3 separate regions of the Homo sapiens genome follow, and all the other regions are linked to region 3. A link is a contact called in ENCODE Hi-C or POLR2A ChIA-PET data. All regions are on one chromosome and are shown on one strand. The core of a region is the stretch at or near the end of the contact, and the rest is flanking DNA. Distances in the headings are between cores, read along the strand shown.

Region 1 (4,112 bases), core at 1,112-3,611, 120 kb after region 3:
AGCCAGGATGGTCTCAATCTCCTGACCTCGTGATCTACCCGTCTCGGCCTCCCAAAGTGCTGGGATTATAGGCGTGAGCCATGGCGCCCGGCCTTTTTTTTTTTTTTTGAGATGGAGTCTTGCTCTGTCACCCAGGTGGAGTGCACTGGCACAATCACGGCTCACTGCAGCCTAAAACTCCTGGCCTGAAGTGATCCTCCTGCCTCAACCTCCCAAAATGCTAGGACTACAGGTGTAAGTCACCACGTCTGGTCAATAATTATTTAATAAATGGTAACTGCAGAATTAATAACAACCGATGACAGTGGTAGTGAGTTATGTCCATATTTTACTCCAAATAAATAAGCCAAAATAAAATCGGGATAGTCATCAGAGAATGAAATATGAAATGAAATTGTACAAAACTAGCAGAAAAAAGACTATCAGATGGGCAGCAGAAAGCTCACTTTGTCAGCACTGAAGCAATTAAAACATTAGAATGACACACTGAACATTAGAATAAAACAAGAAAGAACAACAGGCTAGAAAATATTTGCATCAATGACGACAAAGAAGTAATATCTGTAACATAAAAAAATGCTTGTTCAAAGTTAGAAGAGGTTCAAGTCCCCAGAAGATGGATATGAATAGATTATTCACAGGAGAGGGAATGCATATAGTAAATGCATGGAAAAACATTCATTTTTGAATGTTGTGTCACCTAAGAAATGCTAAGTAACCTTGAACTAGCAATAGACTATTAAAGTAGGGGGGAAATGGCACTCAATGTTTATAAGTGTGTTAAACTCCTTACACTTGTTCCTTGGAGGCGGTAGAATAATTGGGGCAGCTCTTGGGAAAAATATGACGCTGTAAGCCAAGACCACTTGGCCATTCATAGCCTTCTACCTGGGAGCCTTTCCACTCCCAGGTATTTGTCCCAAGTGCAGAATTCAAGGATACGTTAGCAAACAACCGTAAAGAACCAAAAACATTAGGGGGCTGAGTGAATAGTTAAGGACACCTGCACACCTTAAAAATGAATCGTGAACAAATAAAAATGGTAGTGAAAGTAGTAACAAAAAAAGTGTGGTTGCAACTATACACAGTATATATATGTTTCATGTCGTGAAAAGTTGCATTTCTTTGTAACAATATGGATTACTGTATTCTTTTTAGATTTTTCTTTCTCCGGTTGTCATATTGTTTTTTCAGTGGTGCTAAAAAAAATCTGGATTCAAATCCAGCCAGCAGCGTGACTTTGAGCAAGTTTGTGAAGTGGGATATTTCTCAGAGCGGTTGAGGGAGGTGGCTTGAGCTCGCACCTGGCACACGGTGAGAACCCCAGACTTTCTTCTTGCTGTGGGGGCGCCTCTGGGCCCTGTCCGATAACGCCTTTCACGGCCTGGGAGTCTGATCGGGAGCTCCCGGGTCTCGGTGGCGCGGGAACTCCCTTCTGGAGGGAACTTTCCGGAGCAGGTGGGCGGGTGTATGTCCCACGGGCACCTGCGCTCAGGAGGAGGGGGCGAGCTCGGGCAACGTAACCGCCCACGGTCACCTCGGGCTGCGGGGCCGACTTGAAGCCGCCTTCGAGGTTCTGATCCTTCCCGGGGCTCTGGGCTCGTTCGTCCCAATTCGCAGCTGTCCTGTGCCCCCTCGCTGCAGGAAGACTCAAGATTTACAGGGCGCCTCCTGCGGAAGCCTAGAGACATCGGGGGCGCCGAAGGGCCCGCGCCGGACTTCGCAGACAGGGGGCACTTGGGTGCCCTTTCAGGTCTCAGAGGGAGCGCCCGATCCCCGACGAGGGGCAGGCAAACGGGCGCAGTGCCCGCGGCGGCGGCACGCGCGCATCTGGGATCCGGCCGCTTCTCCGCTCATGCCATCTTGTCCGAGCCAGTCACGTGCGGGCGACAGCGGCGCGCTTCGCCGGGCCGGTACTCCAGGTCCGACCCGCGAACCCCTCTGGGATCCCCGCCGCTCTGTCTACAACCCGAGGTGAGGCGCAGGCTGGATCGGGGCTGGGCCAGGGCGGGCACTGGGTTCCCGGGGACGCGTCTCCTCTTCCGGGCCGTTCCGCTCGGGGCCACAGCGCCGTCGGGGGCCCGAGGCGCCGCCGCGTGTCCTGCGCCACGGCCTCGGGGCCGTCCGCGCCGAGTTGCTGGCTGGGGGCGTGGGTGGCCCGCGGCGCCGGACCCCCGGCACACCAGCCCGCGGAGTCCTTGCCTCCCGCGCGGCCCCAGCCAGGAGGGATGGCGCTGGGGCGGGAGCGGGGCAGCCGGGCCCGGGAGCTCCACGGGCGCGGCGCGAGGGGCGCAGGCTGCCTGGAGGACCGCGGAGCTGGGGGTGGGGGGGCGCGGGCGCATGCGCCCTGCGTCCGTGCCATATTGGAATGAGTCGGAGCGCGGAGCGCCGCCGCCGCCTCCGCCGGAGCGCGGGTGGAGGGGGGCGGGGAGAGCTGCCGGCCGCCCCGCTCCGCCGAACCCAGCAGGAAGGAGGGCGCGAGCGGGCGAGCGCGGGCAGCACGGGAGGAAAAAGCTTCCGCGCGGGGGAGCGAAAAGACGGAAAGAAAGAAAGAAAACGAGCGCGAGAGGGGGAAAAGCGAGCGATCGAGCGAGCGCGCGCGCGAAAACTCCGGGCAGGTAAAAAAGCGGGGCCACCGGCTGGGCCTTCCCGCGCGGCGGCCTGGAGGGGCGGCGGCGGCGCCGGGGCGGGGGACCGTACGGCGTCCCCTTCGAAGCGGCCGCGCAACTTTGCCAACGGGAAACCGCCGGGCGCCGGCGGGCGCGCGGGCTGAGGCGCCAACGGGCGGCGGCGGCGGCACGTTGGGGGCGGGGGCGGGGCGGGGGGAGCGCGGCGCCCGCGCGCGGCCCCGCGGTCCCGCGCGCCGGCCGGCCGGCTGCAGGGGCGCGCCTGGGCGCCTCGCCGCGGCGGAGAGCGGCGGCGGCCGTCAGCCCCTGGCAGGCAGCGCGGCGCGCGTCAGCCCGCGGGAGGCGTGAAAGGAAAGTGGCCGGGCGGCGGCAGTGGCGGGCGCCCAAGTTCCCCGGCGCGCCGGGCCCGCCGCGCGCCCCTCCCCGCGCGCGCCCCGCGCTCCGCCCGCCGAGCCCCCGCGGACCCGCCCCCCGGGCTCGCTCCGGGCGGGGCGCGAACCCGCAGCTGGGGCCGGGCGCGCGGCCGGTCGGAACTTCGGAGGGCCCGGGCGGTCGCTGCGCGGTGGCGGAGCGTCTAGTGGCCGCCGCAACCGGTGGCTCCGGGCCGCCGTTGTGAAGTGAGCGGGCCTCTCCCGCGCCGCGGCCCGCCGGGCACCGCCGCTGGACCCCGCGCCGACCCGGCAGCGCCCCGACCTGCCGCTCGGGAGGTCCGCGACCGTTTCGATTTCTGTTCCTAAAGTCCGATTTTGGACGCTGAAAAGGAGGCTGTGGAGGGGCGAGCGGCGTCCTGGGAAGCAAGGCCTGCTCTGTGCGGAGCAGAAACGCCTTGTGCGAACAGAAATAAATTCCCGCGGAAAGGATGTACGTTATGCTAAGTTTTTCACAAGATGTCAGCTGTTCCCGTAGGGTCTAAAACTAAGCCGGCAGGCACAGGTCACCCCCAGAGCTTGTGCTCAAGGAGTGGTGGACGCTTGGGTCAGGTGGGGGTGTTCCCAGCGGGTCGCCCGAAGCAGCACTGGTTGATGGTCCCAAGTGGTGTTTTTGAGTCCTGTTAGCAGTGATCTGTGTTTGAGAACCAAGTAACCATCAAAGAGATTCGAAAGGAAGTAAGATGGATTTTGTCAATCCCTGCGTATGTCTTCTCTTGAACCACATTTTCTAAGATGTCATTCTTAATTTTATTGCATCTGGGTAAAATGCCTGAACGTGTAATCATTAATTTGTCAACTGGCGAGAGGATGAAGGAAGATGTGTCTTCATGTGTACACTTTGAGGCCTGTTGACTAGCGTTTTGAGGCATTTGTTGAATTAGGCCGTAGGTAGATTCGGAGTTAAGATTTGTTTGCGATGTCAGAAAAGTTACGGCCTGGTAGAAACGGCCAGAGATCAGGAAACAGTTCTGTTATTACCGTTGTCATTGACTAACTGCCTTATCTTGGGCACATTTCTTACCCATTGTAGCTTTGATTTTCCTTATTTGCAACA
Region 2 (3,867 bases), core at 429-2,928, 88 kb after region 3:
GCATGCAAGTTCCAGAGCCAGCCTCTTGCTAAGGGCCAGTCCCTGCTTCTCCCCACGGGCTAGACCCACCCCAGAGCAGCTCAGATTTGGTGCCTGCTTCTCTTCTTGCCCCCTAGTCCTAGCTGTTCCTGGCAGAGCTTCTGTCTTGAGCTTGGCCATGGATGTGGACACAGCCTGGCACATACCCTGAGTGCGGTCTAAAGGATCAAGGGACACAAAGCCTCACCCAGAGAGTGCCAAGCAAAGCTGATACTTCTATTCATACGCATGCAGTGCTCAGCCTGGCCTCCTTCTTCCCACCAAGAATGAAGTGGAGCCAGCAGAGGGGTTGCCCTGCAATGTGGTCTCTGCCAACCTGGGCCCAGGCCTAGCTGGATAGGTGGTAGGAGAGAGGGCTGCTCAAGTAGGAAGGAGGTGAGCATCAGGACCCTCCCCTCCCCTGGACCTGCCTTAGCCCTGTTTTGATTCTGACCATCCAGTGCTCTGGGGACCCTGGAAAAGGTCCTGGCTCCAAGGTCCACCTGACCAGCCAAGCCTGGCACATCCATCTCTGTGGTCCCAGGATCTGGCCACAGGAGGGCTCCTGGACACGTAATACATGAATAGATGGAGTGACATAAAGAATTAATCAGTGGGTGACTTAGGCAGTGAGAACTAGGAGCAGAAGAAATGAAAGAGACCAGGTTGGGAGGGGGGATGCTGGTAGGGCCAGGTTTAGGGGAGCCTTAAATGCCAGGCTGAGAGGGGGTGTTTGTCAGGCTCCCCCACACCCAGCTTCTGCCCTGGCCCTGGGACAATTTCCGTCTTCCAGAGGGGCCAGTAGGGATCCTGGCAGATGTGGCCCTGATCACCTGATCCCCTCTCAGAGAGACAGAGACCCCAGGGCCCATCCCCCAGAGCCTGGCTCACCTGGGCCCTCGCAGGGCCTGCCTCACCGGGGCCCCGCAGACCTAACTGCTTCTGCTTCATGGTCTGTGGGTTTTCCCAGTCGTCCAATTAGTGCTAATTGGAAGCAGGAAGTGTGTGCATGTGTGGGGTGGGCCTGGAACTCCGATGTCCTTGTCAGAACTTCGAAGCCCTGTGCTTCCTGGGACAGGCTCTTCCCTAGAGCTTTGTGGTCTCCCGCAGGGCTGGGTAGGGTTGTTGGGAGCTCCCCGAGCATTGGGTATACTGGCTCTGTGCACAACGGGGCCTCTGCTCTCCAGAGGGCTCAGGCTCTCACCGGCCACCTCTTACCCCAGGTGCCAGTTGCCCCCAGGGCAAGGCAAGCTCATCCTTTTCACTGCCAAATCCTCTTCGCCCGGCACAGAGCTGCGGCTCTTCACAGTTTCACTCTAACAACGAAGGGAATGATGGGCTCAGGGCCTGGAAGAGAGGCGCAGAGGGGGCCTCCTGAACCCCTCACTGACCCTTGGTCCAGCCTCAGCCCGTGGCTCCATAAAGGCAAGGAAAGGCCTGCTTTATCTGACTGGCCACACACTTGTGCTTCCCTTGGGGGACAAAGGGTGCAGAGGCGCTTCCACAGAGGCGGGACTTCCGCTTACTTTCCCTCCTCCCCGTTTCCCCGCCCCCTCCACTTGCGGCACAGGTGGGGGTGTCCAGAGGCAAAGCCCCTTTTGTGTCAAGCCCCAGCCCAGGTTCTCTCCTCACCCACAGATGCTGGTGCGCAGTCTGACGGCAGAGGCTGTAACGGGGGAAGCATGGGATGTGGGCACATGGGGGAAGGCCCCGGAACCCAGCCTGGGCAGAGGCCGGTGCCCCACCAGGCTCTCTCTCTGCAGTGTTATGTCAATCATTGCCCACAGGTGCCCTCGACCTGGACACCGTCAGGCCTCCTTCGCGGTGGGCTGAAACCCTGTGGCACAGCCCAGGACCACCCAGCCCCACGGGCTGGGGGCTCACATCTGGAAGCAGGGCCCCCCAGGACTCAAAGGTGCTCGGAGATGAAGATTGCTGGGTGTCAGCTCATGGGGCCAGCCTCGGCTTCACCCCCAGGAAATGCCTGCTTGTTGCTGTGCGGCAGGCACTAGAGCAGGCAGAGAGGGCGGTGGGCTCCTCTGAGGTCGCGGGCGGAGCCCTGTGAGGAGAGACCTGGCCGCCGGCAGCCACTAGAGGGCAGGACCCTCCTGTGTGTTTCCTCCAAAGGGTTGTTGAGCAGATGAGCGGGACTGACAGGAAACAATGGAGCAGCCGCCCCAGGGTGCAGTCACCACAAGCCTGCTAGAAGGGCTCAGCGGAGGCTGCGATGCGTCCGAAAGTCCACTGGACCCTAGACCTTAAATGGCCTCCCTGAGCCTTTAGGCTTTTACTTCCTGGGAGCCCAGCCCTGAGCCAACAGAGACAGTGCCTGGCTCCTACATTGGCAGAGAGTGACAAGTCAGTGTCCCCTTCTTACAACATCAGTGGTAGAGGAGCAATTAGGAGAGCAGGTCCTCCAGCTTCTTCCAGGTGCAGTGTGGAAACAGAGGCAGAGAAGAACTCACCTGACCGCACCTACGAGGTGGGTAGGGACAGATACTTCTGAGAGTGAACCATCAGCCAAGCACGCCCAGCAGCCCTGGGGGGTCAGTGCATGTTGTCGGGTGCTACTTTTGCAGTTGGGGAAACTGAGGGTCAAGAGAGGCTGTCATTTGACTGAAGTCCTACAGCAAGGGTGGACCAGGGTTCCCGCCCGGGCAGGATGATGCTGAGCCTGCATGCAGGCTCCCACGCAGCCTTATCACAGCCTCATGTAGAGACGACCTCCTGTGACCTCGCTGACATGAGTGTGAGTGTGTGGGGACCCTGGCTGCCGCAGCAGGAATGAGGCAGCCTCTCTGCATCCTGACACTCCCAGGCAGAGGCCTGTCCTTCATCTGGACCTACCAACAGTGACGCCAGGAGCAGCTGCCTCTAGGACACGTGTTCCCCTGGGCCAGAGGAACTATGTGAGGAACCCATGGTGCATGCCATGACAACCCTCCTTTAGGGCCTCTTGAGGCCACAGTGGTGCTAAACCCAGGAAGTGGGTGCCAATTCAGGGGACCATTGGCAGCCCTGCTGCCCCTCACTGGGCTGTGCCTGCAGTCACGGGAGGCAAGGACCTGCTTTTGAGTCTTTGGCTTCACCTTGTTCTTACAGCCAGACTTGGGGCTCTCTACCTGGGGCTGGGGATAGGTAGTTCTCAGCCTGGGCAGCCCCAGGAGCTGCTAAGTGTCATATCCCTGGGGAAGGCCTGAGCAGTTTGAGGCTGATTTTGGTTGTCCCAATACTGCTGGGAACCACTGGGGAATGAGAGTGTCTTGGGGACCTATTCCTGGAGCCTGAGTCTAAGCTGAGCTGTGGCTCATAAGACTAAATTGCATGGAGACCCAACATGGCTGCTGGGCCCGTCAAGGGCTGGTGTCTGCTCTGGGAGGTAGCCCCATGGCTGGATCTTTCTCTATGTCCCAGGTCGGCCCCTGTGACCTGGGGCCAGTGTGCTGAAACCTGTGAGGATCAGGCATAGCGAGGAGGGTGGCCCCATAGGTAGGCCCATACAAGGGACTTGGGCAGAGTCCTGTCCTCCAGCTAAGTATCTGGGGCACCAACCTCACAGACTGCAGAGTTCACTCTCATTAGCGCAGGGGTCCTCTCAACAGCTTCAGTGACCATAGGGATCGGTGTACCCATTTCACAGATGGGGACACGCCGGCTCAGGTCTTACCACCCTTTGCCAACAGCTTCTTCACTGGTCTCCTTAGCTTCCGTTTTCCCTTTTCCTTCCTTGTTTTAAGCTTTCAAAAAAAATTTTTAGGCTGGGTGTAGTGTCTCCTGCCTGTAATCCCAGCACTTTGGGTGGATTGCTTGAGCCTAGGGGTTTGAGACCAGCCTGGGCAACTTAGTGAG
Region 3 (4,189 bases), core at 1,686-4,185:
GCCTAAGCATTTTCTCTGAAGGCCAGCTCAAGCCTCTAAGAAAGATTCTGCTCCCCAGATGTGAACCCCTCCCCCAGCTGGAGACCCCCATCACCATTCCCTGGGGGCAGAGGCATCCTTGGCTTTATCTTTTTGTCTGTACTTTAAATTATTTCTAATTTTAATCTAAACTGTGCCAGCTAAATGGTGTCAGCGCCCTGCAGTCACAGCTCTGAATCATCCCCCACCCCTGTCTCCCCCATCGCTACTACTGACACTAAGGTCTGGTGAGGGAGGGGCTGTCATGCAGGCTGAACAGGGCTGGGTACTGGGGGCTCTGTCTGGGCATCCCCCCTCCCTCAAGCTGCTTGGTCAAGGAGATGGGAAGGGGCAACAGACAGGCAGGAAATTGGGTTGGATACTGTCTGGGCTTTCTTTAGCCCCAGCTCCCAGGAGAATGGGAACCGTATAGCTGGGGGTGGTGACAACAAAAGACTTCACATGTGCTGTGTTCTCACTATGGGCCAAGATTGTGTTAAAGGACCTTTAACACAGGAACTTTTGTCCTCACTCTCTCCATTCTGCAGATAAGGACACTCAGCCTTGAGAGGCCTAGCTTGGGTCTCTTGCTCTTAACAGGCACAAGCAAGTATTGGAGCCCAAATAATTCTTGGGTACAGAGCCCGAGGTCTTGGTCACAACACTACAAACCCCAAGACTTGCCCTCTAGCCCTCTCCATGTGCACACCCACATCCTCATGGTCTCCCACACACTCACACACACACCCCCACACTGGGCTCTCACCTTCCCTCCCAGCACTGTCACCACACACCTTGTCACACCCCCTCCTGCCGCTAACACCCACGCCCAGGCACTCTCGGTTCCCCACAATCACAGTCACTCCCCAAGCATACACCGGCAGTTTCATAGACTGTGTCCCACCAGTCACACACTCCTACCGTGGCCACACACTCCCAGGCTTACCCCAGCACTGTCCCATCGCATAGCCCTCACACCACCCATCAGCCAGGTACAGCTGCCCAGACACCACCACACCTCTCTGTCACACACACACGCACACACACAACCACACATATCACACATGCACCATACAGCCTCCCTCTGCTGGCCTGCTCACCAAGCCCCAGCTCACTCCACAGCAGGAACGAGGAAACCCCAGGGATCAGTCCCCTCCCTTAGTGACCAGGTGGGCCTGGTCACAGAAACTCAGTGGCAGAGGGAGAGCCACACGTGAGTACACACACATACACACACTTATACAGATACACTCACACATGAGACTGGTGGGTAGGCACCCAACACCAGGGGCTTCCACAATTAACAGATCTAACGTACTCATGGCCAGTTGGTCACCATGATATACCCAGTGTGCAACACCGAAACCTCCAGACACACAGGGACACACACACTAGCAGGCAAGGACACACACACACACACACACACACACGAGTCTGGTGACAACAAACACACCAAGAATGGTACACACAGTTGCAAAAGACACACACAGAGCCTCAGGACACAAACAGACATACACACATACACACAAGCAAGTCACACATGCGAAAAAGGACACACATGCACAGGCAAGTCCCACAGTGACAGACAGCACAGAAGCTGACACAGACACACAACATACCCACACACCCAGATACCAGTGACTTAGCACAAGGAGACAGCTTCCACGCATACAGGGTAGGCGTCAGAGAAGGGGACCCCCCGCCCACTCACAGCAGATCCTTCTGACCAGGTTTAAGGCGGGGCTCGGTGGGGCTCTCCCCTGCCCCAAGAGAGAGGGAACTGGGGAAGTGGGAGCAGTTCCGATGGTGCTCTCCTTCTGCCGCTCCACCACCAGCCAGGAGGACCCCCCCCCCCGACCTCCTCCCCTCATCTGGTGGAGCCCCCACAACGGGAGTGGCATCTGGGTTGGGGGCGAGTACAGACCGTATCGGGCAGGGGCCACCCTGGGAGGGGTCTCAGAGGGGCGGAGGGGTGGGGTGGGAAGGGGGATGGTGGAGACTGGAGCCACGCCCAGCCCAGAGACGGATGAAGGGACCGAGAAAGACTCTTGAGACCGAAAGAAGAGACAGCGAGGAGGAGGCGCCGCGCGGGTCGGGCCTCCAGGGACCCAGGGGCGGGAGGCGAGGCCCGGCGGGCGGCCTGGCCTGGGCCCCGCGGTAGAGCGGAGAGGCGGCTGGACTGGCAGGGGGCGGCGAGCGTGGGCCGGGGGCGCGGCTCCGGGAGGACGGGATCGAGGGGGCGGCGGGCGGGGGTAGGGGTGTGGGTGGGGGTGGGGCGATGGAGCACGCGGAGGGCAAGGGACGGACGGATCGGGTGGCGAGGGACAGAAGGATCGGGTCTCGGAGAGGCGCGCAGGGGGAGAACACAGAGTGGGTGGCGACAGACGGACGGACACAGGGCCCGGGAGAGAGTCGGGAGGGACGGACGGGCCCCTCGGAGGAGCGGGAGACACACGGGCGGGTGGAGGGGCCGGGAGCGGGCAGACAGAAGGACCTCAGCCCCCACTGTCTAGCGGAGGGACACACAGACGGACAGGGGGACGGAGTCACCGGCAGGTCTCGGCGCGGCGGGACTTTCGCTGACCGCGGCTCAGTTTCTCAGTTTCGGAAACGGGAACTGGGGCGGGAAGGGGGAAGGAAGGGCGCCGCGCCCTCGGGGTAGCCCCGATCCCGCGCCCGGACCCGGCCCTCACTTACCTCCCGTTGCAGGGGCAGGCGCCAAGGGTCGCGGCGGCAGCGGCGGGGGCGCCGCTCCCCGGCGCGCGCGGACGGGGTTCGGCGCGGCGCTGACTGGGATGGGCCAAGCGGCCAGTGAGGTGTGGCCCGGGCCTCCGCGCGGCGGGCGGGCGCCGGGGGTCGCTCGGGAGATGTGGGCTACAGCCGCCTCGGGCTCCGGCGCCGCGGCACACGGAAGTGCGAGGGGGCGGGGCCGAGCGACCTCACCCAGGTGCCGCCGGCCCCGCCCCCGCCAGGCCCCGCCCCCGCCAGGCCTCGCCCTGCCAGGCCTCGCCCCGCCAGCTGCAATCGGGGACAGCGTCCCTCCGCCTCTGCCTGCGCGGGACACCGAGTCTCCCGGTCCCTCTGCCCTGCCTGGCCCTCTTCGCATCCTCCCGCCATTAGCGCGCAGCCAGCCCTCAGAAGGGGCCCATTTTACAGAGGAGGACGCTGAGGCCCGGTGGGGAGGCTCCCTCCGCCCGCTGGGGCCTGGGAGGGGCCGGCGGGGGTTCCCCCGCTCCCCACACCCACGCCCGGGACTCCCCACTGGCCAGCTGGCCCGCCTCTCCTGGCCCCACTCCTGCTCTTCCTGTTGGCTGGAGCTCGGACGCGGCCGGGCGCGGTGCCCGCCGCCAAGCCCGCTGTCCCGGCTCTGCCCCAAAGACTGAGCTGGTTAGACTCCAGGGTCGGAGGTTCTCGCTGGTCGGGCGCTGCACTGCTCCTCAGGCGGTTCTGGGAACTGCCCCTACTCGGACTGGCAGTTGCCCCTACCCCGATTGGCAGTCTTCTGCTTTCCTGCCCCCACCTTTGAGACCTCTCTATTGCTCCTGGCAGGCGCCTGAGCCTCCTTTCCAGACATGGAACTTGGTTGTCAGCCATAACTCCTTCATTCATTCATTCACTCATTCATCTATTCACCGAGTGTCCCCTAGGCTCAAAGTCTAGGGACCAGTTGGGGTTCTAGGGAGTCCATTCCCCTGTCCCCAGAGCTCAGAAAGCCAAGACATTAGCCTTATACTCATCCAAAGAAATGTCACTTCCCAGGAGACAAAAAAGAGGGTTCCAGGTCCTGGGGAACCACCTAGAAGGGATAGAGAAAGTCTAGACAGCTCTTCCCAGCTGAGACACAAGGGATGGAAGTGGGGGACAATCCCTGAGGTGGCCTGAGCTGAGAAAGGGGCTTGTGACAGAGACAGGCCATTGGACTTTGGTCTTCTCACAGAGCAATGAGAAGGTGGTGAAAGCTATTACAACCAGGCAGGATGACAGGCTCAAGGGGGCTCCTGCGGGATAGATGGGGCAGAGGGACAGCAGGGCAGAGGAGAGGCTGGATGGGGGACAGAAGGGCTGCCACGTTGTTCAGGTGGGAGGACCCTGGTTGAGATTGCGGAAGATGGATGGGGAGAAAAGGCCAGACCAGGTGGGTTCAAGGACTATCCTTTGGGAAAGACTTTCT

Evidence for each region. A loop is a pair of places that touch in the nucleus more often than their neighbours do. ChIA-PET counts read pairs that join two places held with the same protein, here RNA polymerase II (POLR2A). Pooled maps may share reads with other maps.
Region 1: a loop to region 3 is called in a pooled map, with 11 times the contacts of the local background. The contact joins the promoter of SFMBT1 here to the promoter of PRKCD in region 3. A Hi-C loop is called at or near these places in 4 of 37 single-sample maps with no recorded cell type and 12 of 50 pooled maps. POLR2A ChIA-PET finds 5 or more read pairs at or near these places in 4 of 52 experiments (BJ, CD4-positive, alpha-beta T cell, activated B cell and 1 more).
Region 2: a loop to region 3 is called in a pooled map, with 4 times the contacts of the local background. The contact joins the enhancer-like site here to the promoter of PRKCD in region 3. A Hi-C loop is called at or near these places in 4 of 50 pooled maps. POLR2A ChIA-PET finds 5 or more read pairs at or near these places in 2 of 52 experiments (Caco-2 and activated CD4-positive, alpha-beta T cell).

Annotation. Positions count from the first base shown.
Region 1 is chr3:53,044,322-53,048,433 of GRCh38, reverse strand. It overlaps SFMBT1 (Scm like with four mbt domains 1), which reads left to right and starts at 2,361. Exons shown (of 21, transcript NM_016329.4): 1 at 2,361-2,618. RefSeq lists enhancers at 1,044-1,543, 1,544-2,045 and silencers at 2,033-2,142, 2,193-2,512, 2,613-2,672, 3,033-3,322.
Region 2 is chr3:53,071,087-53,074,953 of GRCh38, reverse strand. It overlaps a transcript of RFT1 not described here. Among named protein-coding and RNA genes, the nearest start is that of SFMBT1, 27 kb to the right of the region's middle. RefSeq lists enhancers at 1,792-1,911, 1,404-2,021, 2,262-2,311. Within about 2 kb of position 1,678, at least 31 of the 41 ENCODE cell types and tissues checked have a DNase peak (open chromatin) inside an H3K27ac peak, as active enhancers do.
Region 3 is chr3:53,159,955-53,164,143 of GRCh38, reverse strand. PRKCD (protein kinase C delta) reads right to left here and starts at 2,935. Exons shown (of 19, transcript NM_006254.4): 1 at 2,716-2,935. RefSeq lists silencers at 1,984-2,213, 2,484-3,433.